Linked DNA regions of Mus musculus: region 2 is linked to region 1. Evidence: chromatin loops called from intact Hi-C (ENCODE). Cell type or tissue: heart. All regions are shown on one strand. Links, peaks and the distances in the headings refer to the core of each region. The heading gives the core; the rest is flanking DNA.

What was found. Peaks named below come from ENCODE experiments on the same cell type or tissue, not always from the same donor. Only the 100,000 strongest peaks of a DNase experiment are listed, where the experiment ranks them.
Region 2: a loop joins it to region 1, with 2.1 times the contacts of the local background. A loop is called at or near these places in 2 of 42 quality-filtered maps.

The regions. Positions count from the first base shown.
Region 1 is chr11:16,520,551-16,528,949 of GRCm38, reverse strand. No RefSeq gene overlaps it. Among named protein-coding and RNA genes, the nearest start is that of Sec61g, 16 kb to the right of the region's middle. In heart, for the core only: a CTCF peak has its summit at 3,872 (motif pointing left); no DNase peak of the experiment used is centred there.
Region 2 is chr11:16,791,750-16,800,148 of GRCm38, reverse strand. The region is part of intron 1 of Egfr (epidermal growth factor receptor); the gene reads right to left. It overlaps Gm39584 (a long non-coding RNA gene), which reads left to right and starts at 6,700. Exons shown (of 2, transcript XR_872254.2): 1 at 6,700-8,399. In heart, for the core only: a CTCF peak has its summit at 4,911; DNase peaks (open chromatin) are centred at 1,888 and 4,878; H3K27me3 peaks cover 1,242 bases.

The DNA.
Region 1 (8,399 bases), core at 285-8,284:
TTTCAACATTATGAAACTAAATCTTACAATTTTTAGGTATCAAATATCCAAGGAATTTATACTTGTGTCTTGAGGGCAATTAGATTGCTAATAGGAACTCCAGGATAAATCCTCTACGATGAGGAGAAATCTCAAAAGATGAATTTGAAGCTGGAAGTAGAAGCTCACATCTGTGATTCTAATACTTTGGAAAATGAGGCAGGAAGACTACCAAGAGTTCCAGGCCAGCCTAAAACAATTAATCGCAAAGAGCTGACTCTGATCATGTGATTAGGTGCTCGATGAGTACTTTCAACTAGTGATGTTAGTCACTCACTTTCGCATTTAGCTCATCTGTTCCCTTGGGCAACTTTTACTTTTCTAATTTAGAAGTAGTCCAAATTTGGTCCTGATGCCATGAATATTAGCAGTGTTGACCTTGTCCCAGCGGAAACAACCTCATCATCACCCTTGCTGCCAAAACCAAACAGAACATTCTGTGATCCTACTTTCAGATAAACAAGACAGATTAAAGATTTTCTTGCTGCTGTGGGTAACTGTGCGTGTCTCTAAAAGAATCCCAACACCTTCCTTGGACATCATGAAGCTCTGACTGATAGCAAAGAGCTATCTGAGAGGCAACGCACATCAAGTCTGTAAGTACAGTTCCAAAGCTGGGAATGTGGCCACACCAGGTTTGTATGTCTTACATGGAGAAGCCACGGAAGAACCCCTCACAATGAAGGAATACATATGACACTCTTTTCCCTTTGACTTCTTTCAGTGACAGGGTTTTATGAAACTCAGGTTCCATTCACTACAGGCTCTGGGCCAGTGTCAAGGCCTACTTCTTTTAGGATGAGCAAAACCTTTCTAAATTTCACTTGATTTTCACTTGTGCACTTTCTAATTTTTCATTCTATTTTTCTTTTGCTCATTCATCGAATATTTCCCAATTCCTGTTCTACGTGACTATGCCTGATACTCTCAGCTAATAATAAACGAGATAAAGGCCTTTTTTTTTTTTTTTTTTAAACAACAAAGCCACTTCCCCAAACAGGTACTTTACAGATGTTCCTATACATAGGCACAGATATACAGAACATCTTGACACAGTGCTTTTTACTGGGAGTTAAGGAAAGAAGTAAGTGTGGAGGTTTGGGTGGGAAGATGCGTTGTATTAAAGAGACCGAAAATAAACTGGAACCACAGTGACTGAAAGGGAAATGGGAGGACTGCAGCGAGGCAGTCAGGAGGTCCACAGGAGCATAGATTTTAAGTTAGCTGCAATAAGAAGCTGTGCAAGAAGCTAAAGGGAAGGACTCCAGATTGGCAGCATATTAAGAGTTTACACCTGGACCTGGAAGAGAAGAGCATGGTAGGGTGGTACAGGAATAGAGAGAAACTTGCAGGAGAATGCTGCAGCCTGCTGAAGCCAGGGAGAAGGTGCAGGAACTGACTGGTTAGGACTTCTGGGTGACCATCAGCTAGATGTTAAGGGGAAGGATACAAGAAAAATCATAGATGATGTTGGACAGAGTACATCTGCTTTCCTTTTATGTGTGAGAGGACCAGCTTATAAGGAAAAAGTTGGTTTGGTTTTGTTTCTCACACTTTTGGTCTACGATAAGTTGGCTTCAGCCCTGAGATAAGACAGTGCATCATTCAACAAGTATGCTTATGGAGAAAAGTGGATCATGTCATGTCCAGGACTCAACCAGAGACAAAGGAAGAGAACAGGGTCCCATAGTCCTTTTCAAATAAGTGACCTTACTTCCTTCTAATAGACCCCACCTCTTAGCAGTTCATCAATCTTCCTGTGGCATGAACATTTGGGAGCATGGGCCCTGCAGGGATGTTCAAAATCCATATTAGCTGAGGGAATATATGTATTCTAATGACTGATGTATACAACCACATGATGCCATGTCCAGGTGACTGAGATATGTGAGGGGCTGCAACATGAAGATCAGCACAGTACCATGTAAATGGGAAGCCCTAGAGACCAGTGTTTAAGAAAGGCAAGTGATTCTGAGATATCCTTGGGAAGTTCTCATCTTCCAGCTTATCACATGGTGTAGACATATGAAGGTCCCCCTTGGAAAGGTTTAGCAAACTACTGTTGCCAAAAGAAATGGACAGAATTTAATCTTCTACCCAGATTCAGAAGAAAGGACAGAAAATATGAGCAAACCTTGTGAGGAGCATGCTCACATCCCTTTATAAACATTCAGGACCAGAGCCCTGCACTCACTTGGAGGTTTGCCACTGGAATTTATCTCAGAAGCAGAGAATTAGTCACAGGATTGCAGGTAACCACAAAAGAGAGGAGGGACACAAACTAATCGCATAATGAGACCTTGAGTGCCAGCACTTGCACAGAGCATCTGTTAATCTTACAAACAATCCCGTGAGAAAGATGTGGCTTCCTTCATCTTTTAGAAAAGCAAACTAGAGCTTAGAGCCACTTGGGAACAAGCTCAAAGAATTATGCACAATATTCAGGGCAGGCTGAGTCTCTATCCTGGAGTACCATAATTACAATCCACAAGTCCCTCTCTCACAGACCAGAGACTTTAACGGTAATATGTACCATCAATTCCATCATCTTGCCTTGGCTGCTGAGCATCTGTCAGTGCAGGGATCACATAAAAATTGGACATTAGACCCAAAGTCCAAATGTCCTTTTCTGGATTTTTCTGTTGCCACCAGAGTGGCAAAGTCTTGTAAGACTCCGGGGAGCCTTAGCTTACCAGGGACACCTGAGTGAACCATGTGGAGTCAGGATCAACGCAAAAAGCAAGAGGAATTTATTGTTCCAGTGCACTGGAGTCGTCCAGACCCAAAGGAGAGGCAGTGACCCCCCAGCACCAGTTTGGGGAATTTTTATATGGTTTCCAGGGCCAGAACAGAGCATCTGCAACTAGGCACAATATGATTGGCTGAACAGTGCACCTTTTAAACTGATTGGTCTTTAGGGAATGAGGTGACAAGGACTTCCCTTGTCTGAAGGTGAGCAATGGTCTGTCCTGAGGAATGTGTCCCCACCCGCAGGTTCCTGCCCTTAGGTCTGAGAAATGCTAATTAGCCTCTCCCTTCCAGAGGGCTGAGGGTTTCATGACCTTCCCAAAGTTCCTACGCTGACCTTTCCACTTCCATCAGTATGGCTTTGCTGGACTGTGTCACAGAGAGAAAGAAAGAAAGAAAGAAAGAAAGAAAGAAAGAAAGAAAGAAAGAAAGAAAGAAAGAAAGAAAGAAAGAAAGAAAGAAAGAAAGAAAGAAAGAAAGCGATTCTGAATCAAATAGATAGTTTGGGAAATGGATCCATTTTCTTTCCTCTGTAGCATTGAGTGAATGAATGTTTCTTGGTGCTCCCTAACAACCTGGCTATGTCTTCTTTCCTAGATGACAAAGTTGTTAAAGAGTGCACAGACTTAGAGTCAGTTCCTCCGTCTTTCCCACACCACTGTGTCAGAGATCCATGTTCCTGCACTGCCCTCTATTTATGACTATCTGAAACACAAAATCAGGAACTCTAGAGGGATCCAAGCACTCTTTAAAAAATTAGGGTGCTATTTTACAATAGACTTATACTGAGTTTTCAACATTCAGTAGGCAGGAGTGTCCATAGTAGTAAATATTGTACTGATATCAAACTACTGCACTTTTGAACTGTATTAGTGATAGCTGAAAAGAGAAAGTTAATACGATTTTGAGATGTTTAAAGGATAGTTTTTGATTGGAGATAGCAATTACAATACTAGAAATGGCTTCCAAAGCTCCTTGGAAAAGAGCATGGAGGGGAATCAGTCCAAGGGCTCACCAGGGTTTGGATACAGCCACAGAATTTGTGTATATTTTCTTGGTGGAACATCGCCATCTTGTGTCTTTTCCAGATATTTCACATAGAAATATGCATCACCATGGTTCTTTTAGTGTTTAATACTTGTTCCCTAGTACAGATTCTAATTTTTGTTTCAAGATTCAAACTAAATAACACAAGTACATGTATATAATTTTATACCTCCCACTTCCTTGTTTGTGTTTGCTAATTATTCAAAATGATGAGTTTATGACTCTTTCATACATGTACGTAGTCTATGTCAATCAATAGGCTATTGTAAACAACTGTATTATAGTATGATGTGCTGGTTAGTTTTATGTTAACTTGACACAAGCTAGAGTCTTTAGAGAGGAAGAAACCTCAATTGAGAAAATGGCTCTGCCTGTAGGAGATTTTCTTAATTAGTCACTGATGGGCAAGGCCCAGATTATCGTGCATGGTGCCATCCTTGGATTGGTGGTCACAGGTTTTATAAGAATGGCTGTGCAAGGCATTGGGAACAGTAAGCAGCACTTTTGCATAGCCTCTGCATTAGCTCCTGCCTCCAGGAGCTCCTACTGTCCTGCTTGAGTTCCTGTCCTAACTTCTTCCACCTATGGGAGGTGGTGTGAAAATGTAAGCCACATAAATCCTTTCCTCCCCAGTTTGCTTTTAGTCATGGGGTTTCATCACAAAAATACTAACTTCACTAAGACATATAATAATCAAAACTACAATGTTATGCATTGCATAATAAGCCAATCATGAGTTATAAAAGTTATATGTTCAAGGGGTTGCAATAGACCATATGGAGTGCAAGAAGACTGAGCACAACCAGCAACATAAAATTTCAAATGCTACACACCTCTGTTCAATTGCCTGATCCTCTGTACATCTCCCCTGTCTCCTCTCACACCTGATCCTGGCCTCTTATTTCCTCCCCACTCCTTTCTCCCTCCCTTAATTCCTCTCTCTCTCTCTACCTCCCTTGATTATTTTTGGTCTTCCTTCTTCTTGAGCTTCATATGGTCTGTGAGTTGTATCATGGGTATTCCAAGCTTTTTGCCTAATATCCACTTATAAGTGAGTACATACCATGTGTGTTTTGTGACTGGGTTACTACACTCTGGATATTTTCTAGTCCCACCCATTTGCCTAAGAATTTCATGAAGTCATTGTTTTTAATAGCTGAGTAGTACTCCATTGTGTAAATGTACCACATTTTCTGTATCCATTCCTCTGATGAGGGACATCTAGGTTGTTTTAAGCTTCTGGCTATTATAAATAAGGCTGCTATGAACATAATGGAGCATGTGCCCTTGTTATATGTTGGAGAATCTTTTGGGCTTATGCCCAAGAGTGATATAAATTGTCTGGGGGAACTGCCAGACTGACTTCCAGAGTGATTGTACCAGCTTGCAATCTTACCAGCAATGGAGGAGTGTTGCTCTTTCTCCACATCCTCACCAGCATCTGCTGTCAACTGAATTTTTGATCTTAGCCATTCTGGCTGGTGTGAGGTGGAATCTCAGGGTTGTTTAGATTTGCACTTCCCTGATGACTAAGGTTGTTGAACATTTCTTTAGCTGCTCCTCAGCTATTCGATATTTCTCAAATGAGAGTTCTTTGTTTAGCTCTGTACCCCATTTTAATAGGGTTATTTGGTTCTCTGGAATGTAACTTCTTGAGTTCTTTGTATATTTTGGATCTTAGCCCTCTACCAGATGTAGGGTTGGTTAAGATGACAGTGTCCTTTGCCTTACAGAAGCTTTGCAAGTTTATGAGATCCCATTTGTCTATAGTTGATCTTAGAGCCTGGGCCATTGGTGTTCTGTTCAGGAAATTGGATGGGGAAATGGGGATAGCCGCTAGAAAGTCCCAGATGCCAGGAAAGCAAGAGGCTCCTAGAAAACAACGAGGATGACATAAGCTGAAATATCCAACTAAGGAGAGAGAGAGAGAGAGAGAGAGAGAGAGAGAGAGAGAGAGAGAGAACCTGTAAGGACCATAACAGAGGTTAGGCATGGCCCCTGGTTGAGGAATGGGGCCACCTACCCATCTCAAAAATATTAACCCAGAATTCCTCTGGTCTAAAGTAAATACAGGGACAAAAAGTGGAGCAGAGACTGAAGGAAAAGTCATCCAGAGACTGCCTCACTTCGGGATCCATACCATATGCAGACACTAAACCCAGATACTGTTAGTGATGCCAAGAATTTCTTGCTGCCAGGAGCCTGATATAGCTGTCTCCTGAGAGGCTCTGCCAGAGCCTGACCAACATAGATGCATGTACTTCAGAATCCTTCGGACTGAGCATGGGGATCCCAATGGAGATGTTAGGGGAAGGATTGATGGAGCTGAAGGGGTTTGCAACCCCATAAGAAGAACAATATCAAACAATCAGAACTCCCAGAGCTCCCAGGGACCAAAACACCAACCATAGAGTACACATGGAAGGACCCAAGGCTCCAGCTGAATATGTAGCAGAGGACTCCCTTAACTGTCATCAATGTGAGGGGAGGCCCTTGGTCCTGTGAAGGCTTGATGCCCCAGTGTAGAGGAATTCTAGGGGGTGAGGTGGGAGTGTGGGTGGGTGGGTGAACATACTTATAGAAGCAGGGTTAGAGGGGATGGGATGGGGGTTTGCAGAGGGGAAACTGGGGAGGGGGATAACACTCAAAATGTGAACTAAAAAAAAAAAAAAGAGAGAGAGACTTTGAATGATTCCTTTACTTTGAAAACTCACCCTTGGGCCTGTTAACAGATACCAGTCTCAGTCCCAGCCTCTGGTAGAATGTTTTCTTTTACTGTCTGTCAACTTTGACTTAGTTCATTTGGGAAGAATTATACAGTCCACACTTTTTGTGTCTACTTAAGTGTTTTTTTTCTTTCAATGTAGTATTTTCTGTCCTGTTTATGCCAATGGTTTCTAGGAGAGCCAGAATGAAAGTGACATGTGTAAAGCCTGGATCCTAGACATTGGAAAATGAAATCCAGTCTTTTGCTATCAGATATGACACCATGCATCTTTAAACTGTTTTTCATTTGTTAGAGTGAGATTCCTTTCACATCTACTTTGATGAAAACATTTGTCACAAGTGTGGGCTACATTTTGTCAGATGCATTTTTGATTTTTGTTCTGAAGTAGTTGGAAATCTTCCCAATCCTCTTTTCTTTTCTCTTCTTTTCTTTTCTTTTCTTTTCTTTTCTTTTCTTTTCTTTTCTTTTCTTTTCCTTTCCTTTCCTTTCCCTTTCTTTCTTTCTTTCTTTCTTTCTTTCTTTCTTTCTTTCTTCCTTTCTTTTTTGTTAAATGAGTTGCATTGATTTTGCCAATAGTAAATCAATTTAGGATTCTAATAATATTCATTTTTGAAAGTGGTCTCTCAAGAAGCCACAGGAGCCATCTTGTTTTCCAGGACTCCACCGAAAGTAGTCTGCACAGGTGAGAGTGTGGACTACAGAAGCTAACAGCTTCTGTGACAGGCCAAAGCAACACAGCTTCTGGGACAGGTTCTGTTTTGGGCCTTCATCTTCAGCCAGGAGGGAGGTCTGAACGAGAGATAACTGTGCACCATCCCTGTAAGAGGAGAGCTTGCCTCCAGAGAGTGCTCCGACCACTGAAACTCAGAGGAGAGAGCTAGTCTCCCAGGTATGCTGATAGAGGCTGACAGAATCACCAGAAGAACAATCTCTAAACAGAGACAACTATAACAACTAACTGCAGAGATTACCAGATGTTGAAAGGTAAGCATAAGAATCTTACTAAGAGAAACCAAGACCACTCACCATCATCAGAACACAGCACTCCCACTTCGCCCAGTCCAGGGCACCCCAACACACCTGAAAAGCTAGACCCAGATTTAAAAGCATATCTCATGATGATGGTAGAGGACATCAAGAAGGACTTTAATAACTCACTTAGAGAAATATAGGAGAACACTGCTAAACAGGTAGAAGACCTTAAAGAGGAAGCACAAAAATCCCTTAAAGAATTGCAGAAAAACACGATCAAACAGGTGATGGAATTGAATAAAACCATCCAAGACCTAAGAAGGGAAGTAGAAACAAAACAGAAAACCCAGAGTGAGGCAACCCTGGAGACAGAAACCCTAGGAAAGAAATCTGGAACCATAGATGCAAGCATCAGCAACAGAATACAAGAGATGGAAGAGAGAATCTCAGGTGCAGAAGATTCCATACAGAAGATCGGCACAACAATCAAAGAAAATGCAAAATTCAAAACGATACTAACTCAAAACATCCAGGAAATCCAGGACACAATGAGAAGACCAAACCTACAGACAATAGGAGTAGATGAGAATGAAGATTTTCAACTCAAAGGGCCAGCAAATATTTCAACAAAATTATAGAAGAAAACTTCCCAAACCAAAAGAAAGACATGCCCATGAACATACAAGAAACCTACAGAACTCCAAATAGACTGGACCAGAAAAGAAATTCCTCCTGACACATAATAATCAGGACAACAAATGCACTAAATAAAAAGAGAATATTAAAAGCAGTAAGGGAAAAAGGTCAAGTAACATATAAAGGCAGGCCTATCAGAATTACACCAGACTTTTCACCAGAGACTATG
Region 2 (8,399 bases), core at 165-8,164, 270 kb before region 1:
GTATCTTCAAGAAAACAATCCCACAGCCATAAATATTTTTTTTCCTCAGAAACCTTACTTAATGACTGTCAAGGAATGCTGTGTTCCAGAGGCCAGATTCTTGGCCCATTCACAGCACCATATAAGTAGCCTATAGCTGGCAAAGAACACTAGTCACTCAAACTGTCACATTTGCCAAGATGTCCTAGAGGTGAAGGAAGGGCTGAGTTGTATGTGCACTGCAGACCCTCAATCATCTTGCCAAAGCATCAAATGATTCTTCAGGTCACACATTATTGTGTATGTCCTCAGTAAGGGCACACATATATTGGCAGTAATGTGCAGTGTTATCTAACTTTTATTTAGCTGTTATTGGTTCTCTCTCTGCAGTGACTTCCATTTTCTAATTTCAAAGCACATGCTGATTCATGTCCTCTGCTGTTTGCCATTTCCCACTTCCCATTGTCTATTCTTCATGTTTATTGACATCCTACAATAGAATGGCCAGTGACAGGGACCAGGCATACCTATGAAGGTGCAAACCTTATATGAAGTTCCTCAGAGCTCTGACATAACATAATCTGACATACTCAAGTGGGTCAGTACAATGTGTGTACAAATAATTCTTTGAGAATGGAGAGCTGTCTACTCCACTAATGGCATTCAAACAGGCAGAAGTCTTTTGCTGGAGGCTTCTGTGTGAAGCAATCATGCTTTAATTGGGGTTTATTACAAGGAGCATTGGAAGATTCATACAGGGCTCTAATATTAATGAATTAAATGATGTTTATATCATGGATCAAACATACCTACATTCCTCCTGAAGCTTAGGAATATATTGTTTTGAACTTGACTACACTGGGCCACTTGAAAGCCCAAGTTGCTGTCATGAGAATTCTTAGGAGGCAGAACACAATTGAAGCAATGAGAGCAGGCCAGCTCACTCATCTCTAATAGATGAAGAATGTGTGTGTGTGTGCTTGCATATGAAAATGGGTATACCCAGCAACAAAAATCCAAAAGAAAAATCTTTCTCTTAACATTAGTTGTGTAATCTGGGTCACACACTGTCCTAAAAACATGTTTTTTTTTTTTAATCTTTAATCCTTTTTTATAGTCCAGTCTTCATCCCCCTCCTGTTGTGCTCCCCGAACATGCCCCATCACATACACCCCCCATTGTCCTAATAACTTAAACCAAGGTGCATAGCATAATGTTTATTACAATTTTGTCTGCCAAGGAAATTAGCTTTTGCTGGTAGCATGGAGCCTTCATATTAAAATCTTTATATGTTGTGACTCATTAAAGGAACCTGCAAGGCTTTCTTGAGTTTTAAGTATATTTGTTGATATTTGTTACCATTTCTATTGGTCTGTTCAGTTATGGTGAGGATTTTATTTCAGTCCAAAATTTTGGCAAGGTAAGTTGTATGGAATGTTCATTAAGCTCCCGGATAGGACGGGTTGTAATGCTTTTAAAGCTGTTAGAACAAAGCTAACCAAATTTTCAAAATAAACCACAGTAGCACCTCAAATGAGATGTTTCCATATCAAATGTGCCATTCATAACTAATTGCTAATGGACACTGGCTAGGCTGTAAAAAAAAATGGACAAGAACAATTAATTGAGTTAAATAAGCTTGGATATTTCCAGTTGAATGGAAATGCCCAGTGAGTCTGCTTGCTTATTTTGTAAAGAACTGTTATGTAGTTATAGATTGCATTCTCACCAACTGAAAGCCAGCCCATCTCATTTAGTGCTCTTTTTAGCTCAGCAAATTCTGATTTGGAGACTTCATGCACATGGGTTATTGTAGAATCCTATTTGCAGACCAACTGAAAGAAGAAAAAAATAAAGAGTTCCAATCCCAGAGAACATGGTGTAGCTCAGAGCTTGCCAGAGACAGCAGCTGTGATCTCCTGAGAGGCTGCCTGGGCTCTTTTCTCACCACTGTGATGGGATCTGCCTCCTAAGCAAACTTGTGACCAGGATGCAGGCTTCAGGTAGCCCAATGTCATGAAGTCTGAAGGATGTATTCTTAAGATTCAGGAAGAACACAGCCATGTATAACTAATGACATAAATAGGACTTAATCTGGGGGTGGGGGTGGGAATCAGATTAGTAAATTCATCCTAAATATATTGCTTGCTATTGTTTCTAAGTATATTCCACAGTGGATATATTCTGAAGTTAAATATAAACTGTGCTACAGAAGAACTTGTGTCTCAGTGGTGACATTTACAAGACAATTGATAAAAGGGAAGCTTCCGTAAAGGGAAGGTTCAGAGCAAAAGGTAATGATTGCAGGGGCTAAGAGGCGGGGTCCTTTGCATGATGTAGGAACAGGGCAAGAAGTACAACCACTACTGTCCGGGTTAGCAGAGACAGTGTGCTGACCTGAGACTATGATGTAAACATTTGATTGCTCATTTATTGTTTGTACTTGTGTTTTGGGGAGAGGTAGTTCGCACAGGTGGAGGTCAGAGGACAACTTGTGGGAAGCCACTATTTCTACCATGTGTGTCCTGAGGTTTGAACTTGGCTCAGAAGAAAAAGGTGCTTGCCACCTACTCTGGTGAACTATCTCTCCAGGCCCCTGTGGTGTTTCTTAAGAGTGTGTTTCTTTTAGCTCTTGCTTCTGCACTGGTTAGTCTTTGGGGAAGAATGCAGAGTGGATCATGTGATCTGTTCCTCCAAGGGTGGCCTTTTTGTGCTACCAACACACCTGTGCCTTCTGTTCAAGTACCTATACCTGCTCTTTAAAAATTTGAAGCACTTGACAAAGTGTGTTTAGTGACACTGAAAGTCTCTTGAAGTTCCCTTTTTGATTTTCCACTATTATGATGGTTATAGCCAACAGTTTCCAGAACAGAGCTCTAAAATAACATGGCTTTAATTTTGAATTAATTTCTGAACGAAAATACATTTTAAAAAAAAATGACCTTCCCAGAACTTTTTAGTTGTTTGACTGATATACATCATTTCTTAATTTGACAAGATAATCTTGACATTGCCAGTTAATCTAGTTGATTAAAAATGTCCCTTGATGTTAAGATATGCATTAGAAAAATTACACATTCCCTAATAATATTATACATAGAAATTAAAAGCAGGAGTGTGGAGAAGAGAGGAGATATTTTTATAATGTTAGATGATTTTTAAAAATCTGTATTATCCACAAATTTTTTTTTCTGGAAAAACGTCCCATGCCTTCCAACTGGAGAGAAAGTGTGAGATCACCACTTACACGTTTTGTTTCTGACATGAGCTAACTACGGAAGGCCATAGTGAGCCAGTGTTTGTTTTAAACTTTCTCACAACTTGCAGTTCTTATTCAAGGCATCTAGAATGGAGCATGGATATTAATGCACCAGGTTAAGTGATCAACCAGGAAGGGAATTAAAAATCAAGTCGCAGACTGAAACTGATCTTCCCCAAGTTCTTACTGGATCCATAATAGAAATTACTGTCAAAACGTGACTCAGAGTCTGAGAAGGTGTGTGGATTTGGTGCGCTTTTTTTTTTTATCACAGGGAAGATAGCATGCAACTCAGAAGAGCCCACATGTGACAGGAATGACAAAAAGCAGACTCACACGCCGGAAGAATTAAAAACCATAAATAAGCCAGCACTAAGGATTTCTGCACCCATGCCTGAGGGCTGTTGGAGCAGCCATAAAGCATGCAGATTGTGTACAGTGCCTGTGAGGGAAGGGCAAACTTAGCTCAGAAAGAAGTGTACCAAACAAGGTGCATTCAAATTCCTGTTGGTAGATTTTGGAAGTTGTCCAAACTGGGGGCACCTTTGACGTACTTACTGTGCAAGCATCTCCCATACAAGCATGCCAAGAGCACACACTCTGAGGGATACTTGATTTTATTCTCCCCCCAAATATCTTCTCATCTACCATGTTGTGCCACGTTCTAGATCAAGTCTCCCCCTGCCTCATCCTGGATGTGGCTGCACTGAAGGGATTCCTTCAATGTTCAGAAAAAAAATTTTTTCAAAGGTGACTAACTGGTTAAATAATGGGGTGGGGACCTTTAATGTCAGATATTTGTCATTCTTCAGGAGGAGAAATGATGACTGACAGGTCAGGTAGCCAGAGGGTTGGCTCCCAGGAGAGATAAGGTACAGTCAAGCCTGAGCACTCCTAGTCTAAGTGTAGTAACACAGTTTGGCCTTTGGGAGTTGAACAACCCTTTCACAGGGGTCATCTATGACCATCAGAAAACATTGACATTTTATATTATGATTTATAACAGTAACAAAATTACAGTTATGACCTAGCAATGAAAATAATTTTATGGCTGAGAGGCATCACAACATAGGGAACTGGATTAGATGGTCACAGCATTAGAAAAGTTGAGAACCGCTGCCTTCAAGTAATAAATATTATTACGTCTGTGGTGCCAACAAGAAGGCAAAGGTGCACGTGGCTCAAGGCACTTACTGTCCAATCCCTTAGCAACTAACTAGGCAAGCTGGGGTGTGCACCTTATTTGTGTAAGCACAAGTTCTCTTATCTCTGTACAACGCCTTGAGACTCAAGAGACTTACCTTGAATGGGTCAAGTAAGGATAAAGCCCATTCGAAGTTTCTTGAACAAAAGGTCCAAATTACTTTGCTAACAGCTTCTGATCCTCGACAGATGTAACACAAATTGGAAAGGAAGTTTGCATTTTAACTTTATATGCAACATTTAATTTACATTCTTGTGGGTCACATACAAAAGGAGAGCTTTATTTAGGGCCATGGCAATGGGGCTGGGGTGTGATTCAGAGTTAGATAGTATGTGAAACTTAGTGTTTCATCTTCAGCACCAAGGGAAGAAAATTTGCTGGCTGGGAACTTGGGACAATGTGCATGTGACACTGCAGCATGTGCACAGGACACTACCCTGGCCACAGTGACCTCAGCAGGACAAGGCTAGGGCTGTCAGCTTTTTTCTTGCCAGTACTTTGTGATCCAGCCCAAGAGAAAAATCTGTAGTAGTGCTGGCTCTTTTCTGTTTATGTTGCTAAGTTACTGGATATTTTGTCTTGCCTCATCCAGAAAACTGTGGTAATTGTCTTTAAACAGATAAGCAGCACACTGGAACATAGTTAATGTGGCCTAAATATGCTGAGATTATTTTTTGTATGTTTTTTTCTCTTTCAGATACAGTCTGCAAAGAGTGGTGATTCTCCATCAATTTAAAACAGACTTCAAACCTCTCTGTATTTAAGCAGAAACATGTCTGTCTGGAGTCTCTGTGAACTCCAGGTGCTCATGTGCATACACATACACGTGTGCTGCTCTGGATATGTGCTTAACACAGACTGTTAAGAAAGGAAGAGCTTTTGAAGTCTGAAAGGAGTCATGGAGGCAGGTTATGCTGGCTGTGCCATCTGTACAGGATATGCTTCAAGGAAGAGGGTTAAACAGACTCCTATATTGTAGTAGGTCCAAGCTATCTCTCTAACTCCCTTTTAAAAGCAAAATATGAGCAATCCCTAGATTGGGGCACCCTAGGACTTGTGGGGCTCAATGGTAGGAGTTAGCAAGGAAAACAGAGGTCTTTCAGGATAGTTGTAGTACCACAGGACCCAGCCCTTTGGCTATCACTGAGAAATGACTGGGTAAAATAGAGTTAAGGTAACAGAAAATGTAACATACATTCAAAACAATCGCTTCTTTTCTCTTAGGCATAAATGCCTAACAAAAAAAATGTATACAGTTTAGGAAACAAGTGTATCCTGTCATGTCCTTTATGAGTTTCCACTCCAGCATACACCAATAGAACAAGAACGATGGGTCTCTTCCCCCATCTCTTACTTTTGAGCAGTGATGTCTATGCCCTGGATTCCTTTCTGCTACTTCCTAAGAAACTGAGACCTGCCTACACACTATTTGTTCAGTGTGAGTAGGTAGCAAGAGGGAGATCCCAGGCCACTCAGGCACAAGGAAAGATCCAACATTCAGATCCAGGCTTGTCTCCACATCTACCGATAGCAGCTTTGACACAGACCTAAGCTACTGAACCCTATGTGGTATGTCTGTAGCCATGTTGCCATTGAATAAATGAAAATTTTATGAAATGAATAAATGAGCTCTTTCTAAGACCTATCATCGGGACACACTGCCTGTTCTCTCTGCAGCTCTGATGTCTTCCAGCACGTCACTTCTTCTTTCATATGTGTGTCAATTTGTTTCTCAGATCAGCATGGGAAGCCACCAATGCTGCTAACAACAGTACTAGAAGACATTCGCAAAACCCTCTGAGAGAGTCTGAGCATTTTCTTCTACAAAAGGAACTGAGGGAACCGAAGCCAGAGCCCCCTTCCATCCCAGGATCTCATGCTTTTAAAAACACACTCCTTTATATGTGTCTTCTCTCTGCCTTCACATTCCAAACTTGTGAGGGAAATTGGATCAGTACTCACTTTGGCTCTCTTTCTTCTCTAAACAGGTCAACTTTTAAAAATGAATAACTCCTCTTTATCCTAAGCCCCGATGGTCCTATGAAGCAGCAGAATAGCTCTGAACAGCTGAAAAAGAATAAGTAAGTTGATATCAGGGGGACTCAAAAGAGTACCGTGCTATTTACCAAAACCAATGTTCTGTCTAAGCAGAAATAAAGAATAGTATTGTCTGCTGTGAAGGAGGGGAAACTGGAGCTTTCAAGACTCCAGAGAGGGTGCACAGAAAAAGGCCACAAAGTTCAGAGAACGGTGGGATAAGGCATGTGGCAGTGTTCTCCTTTGAAAACAAAAGAAACCTGTTTTACTAGATGTATTGGTGTTCATGAGCTTCTCAAGTGTGATGCTTGAAAAGCAGCAAGAACCACATTGCTCTCTGCCACAGCTAAGGACACAAACCGCATTGCTGTCTGCCACAGCCAAGGAAACTCCAGGCGACTTCTGGTTTCATAAATACATGGCATATTTGTGAGAACATCCCTGGAAGTAGGCCGCCTGGAATTCTTGGAAGGGGAAAGCATAAGCAATGGCTTTCAGACCTCCTGACCTCAGAGGTGACAGATAATTGCTGGTGTGTCCCCAAAGGACATGAATTCTGAAAACTTCAAAAGCCAGGGAAGCTTCCTGCACTGTAAACAGCCCATTTACATTTCTGAAGACAATGACAGTACAGGGGAAATAATGAGAATATGTCTTTCACACAAGCAATGAAGTTTACAAAGAAAGTAACCACCATACTTTCACTTAAATGATTTGCATTCTCTGAAATAAGCATCTCACTTAAAACAACACACACACACAAAATAAAACTTTACCATCCATCTTCTGAACAAATCAGGAACTGAAAGTCTCAGACTGCTTCCTAAGACTTGAGTCTCTTGATATTGCTGAAGAAATGGTAGCAAAAGGAAGAGGTGACTATCCAAGGAGACTTAGCAGTCTCACCTAAGATCTCCCCATGCCAAACAGAACGTCTCCCTCTCTCTGCTCCTCCCCTCTCCTCTTACCACTGTTGTACAGAGCTAATGCTGGAGTGGAAAAGGTCTTCTCATGTGGACTGTGTCTCTGTGGAGCTTTATAATTAGTTTGTTCTTTGGTGCTAATATGAAACCTGCAGTTGGCTGACTATCTCTTTTCTTTGAACATAAGCAGCCTCCCTCTGCTTTGACCTTATACTGGGTTTCATTCTGTTGTACTCACACAGGAATGTGTGGTGGGGACTAGAACTCCAGCTTTAGGCCCGCCTCCTGAAATGATGACCTCAACACAGAGCTCTGGGGTTTCACCTCTGTGTAGTTTGGGAACACCCGTAAACATTCGAGCATGCTTGTTTTCTCTCTGCACTGTTTACAGCAGTCAGGGATGTACATGTCATTACTTCTCGTTACTGTTAAATACAAAGAATATACTGTACAATCAACTCCAGGAGCAGCCAGGAAAGATCTGTGGTTGCACAGCTGAAGGTTGGTGCTAGGCCAACACTCTTACACGTGAATCCTCCACATCTCGGTGAAAAGAACCAGGATGTGTCTAGCTGCAAGCAAAGGTAGAACCAATTTTGTATTCTCTTAATATCAGTGTAACACCAGGGGTTTAAATGGTCTCCCTTTAACCCACCAATCCCAACTGATAGCAAAATGAAATGACTTTATGACACTGGACACATGGAAGTGTGTGCTCTAAATCAGTTACTTTAGAGCACTGTCCCAATTTTAAATTTCATTGACTTGGAGAGAAGACTTGTATGGCTCAGGTTGCTGACCTTCCTTGTTGAGGAAGGATTCAATACCTTGAGCTAAATACCACTGCTCATAACAAGTGGCCAAAGCACATTCCACAGAATGTATTTGTTTTCATTTAGTAAATCTGAAAAGAAATAGAAGACACAGTGAGGGAACAATTTGATATCCAGTGCGACAATGTTGTGGACACAGTAGTAATGCTTCAGCGTCAGGTCTG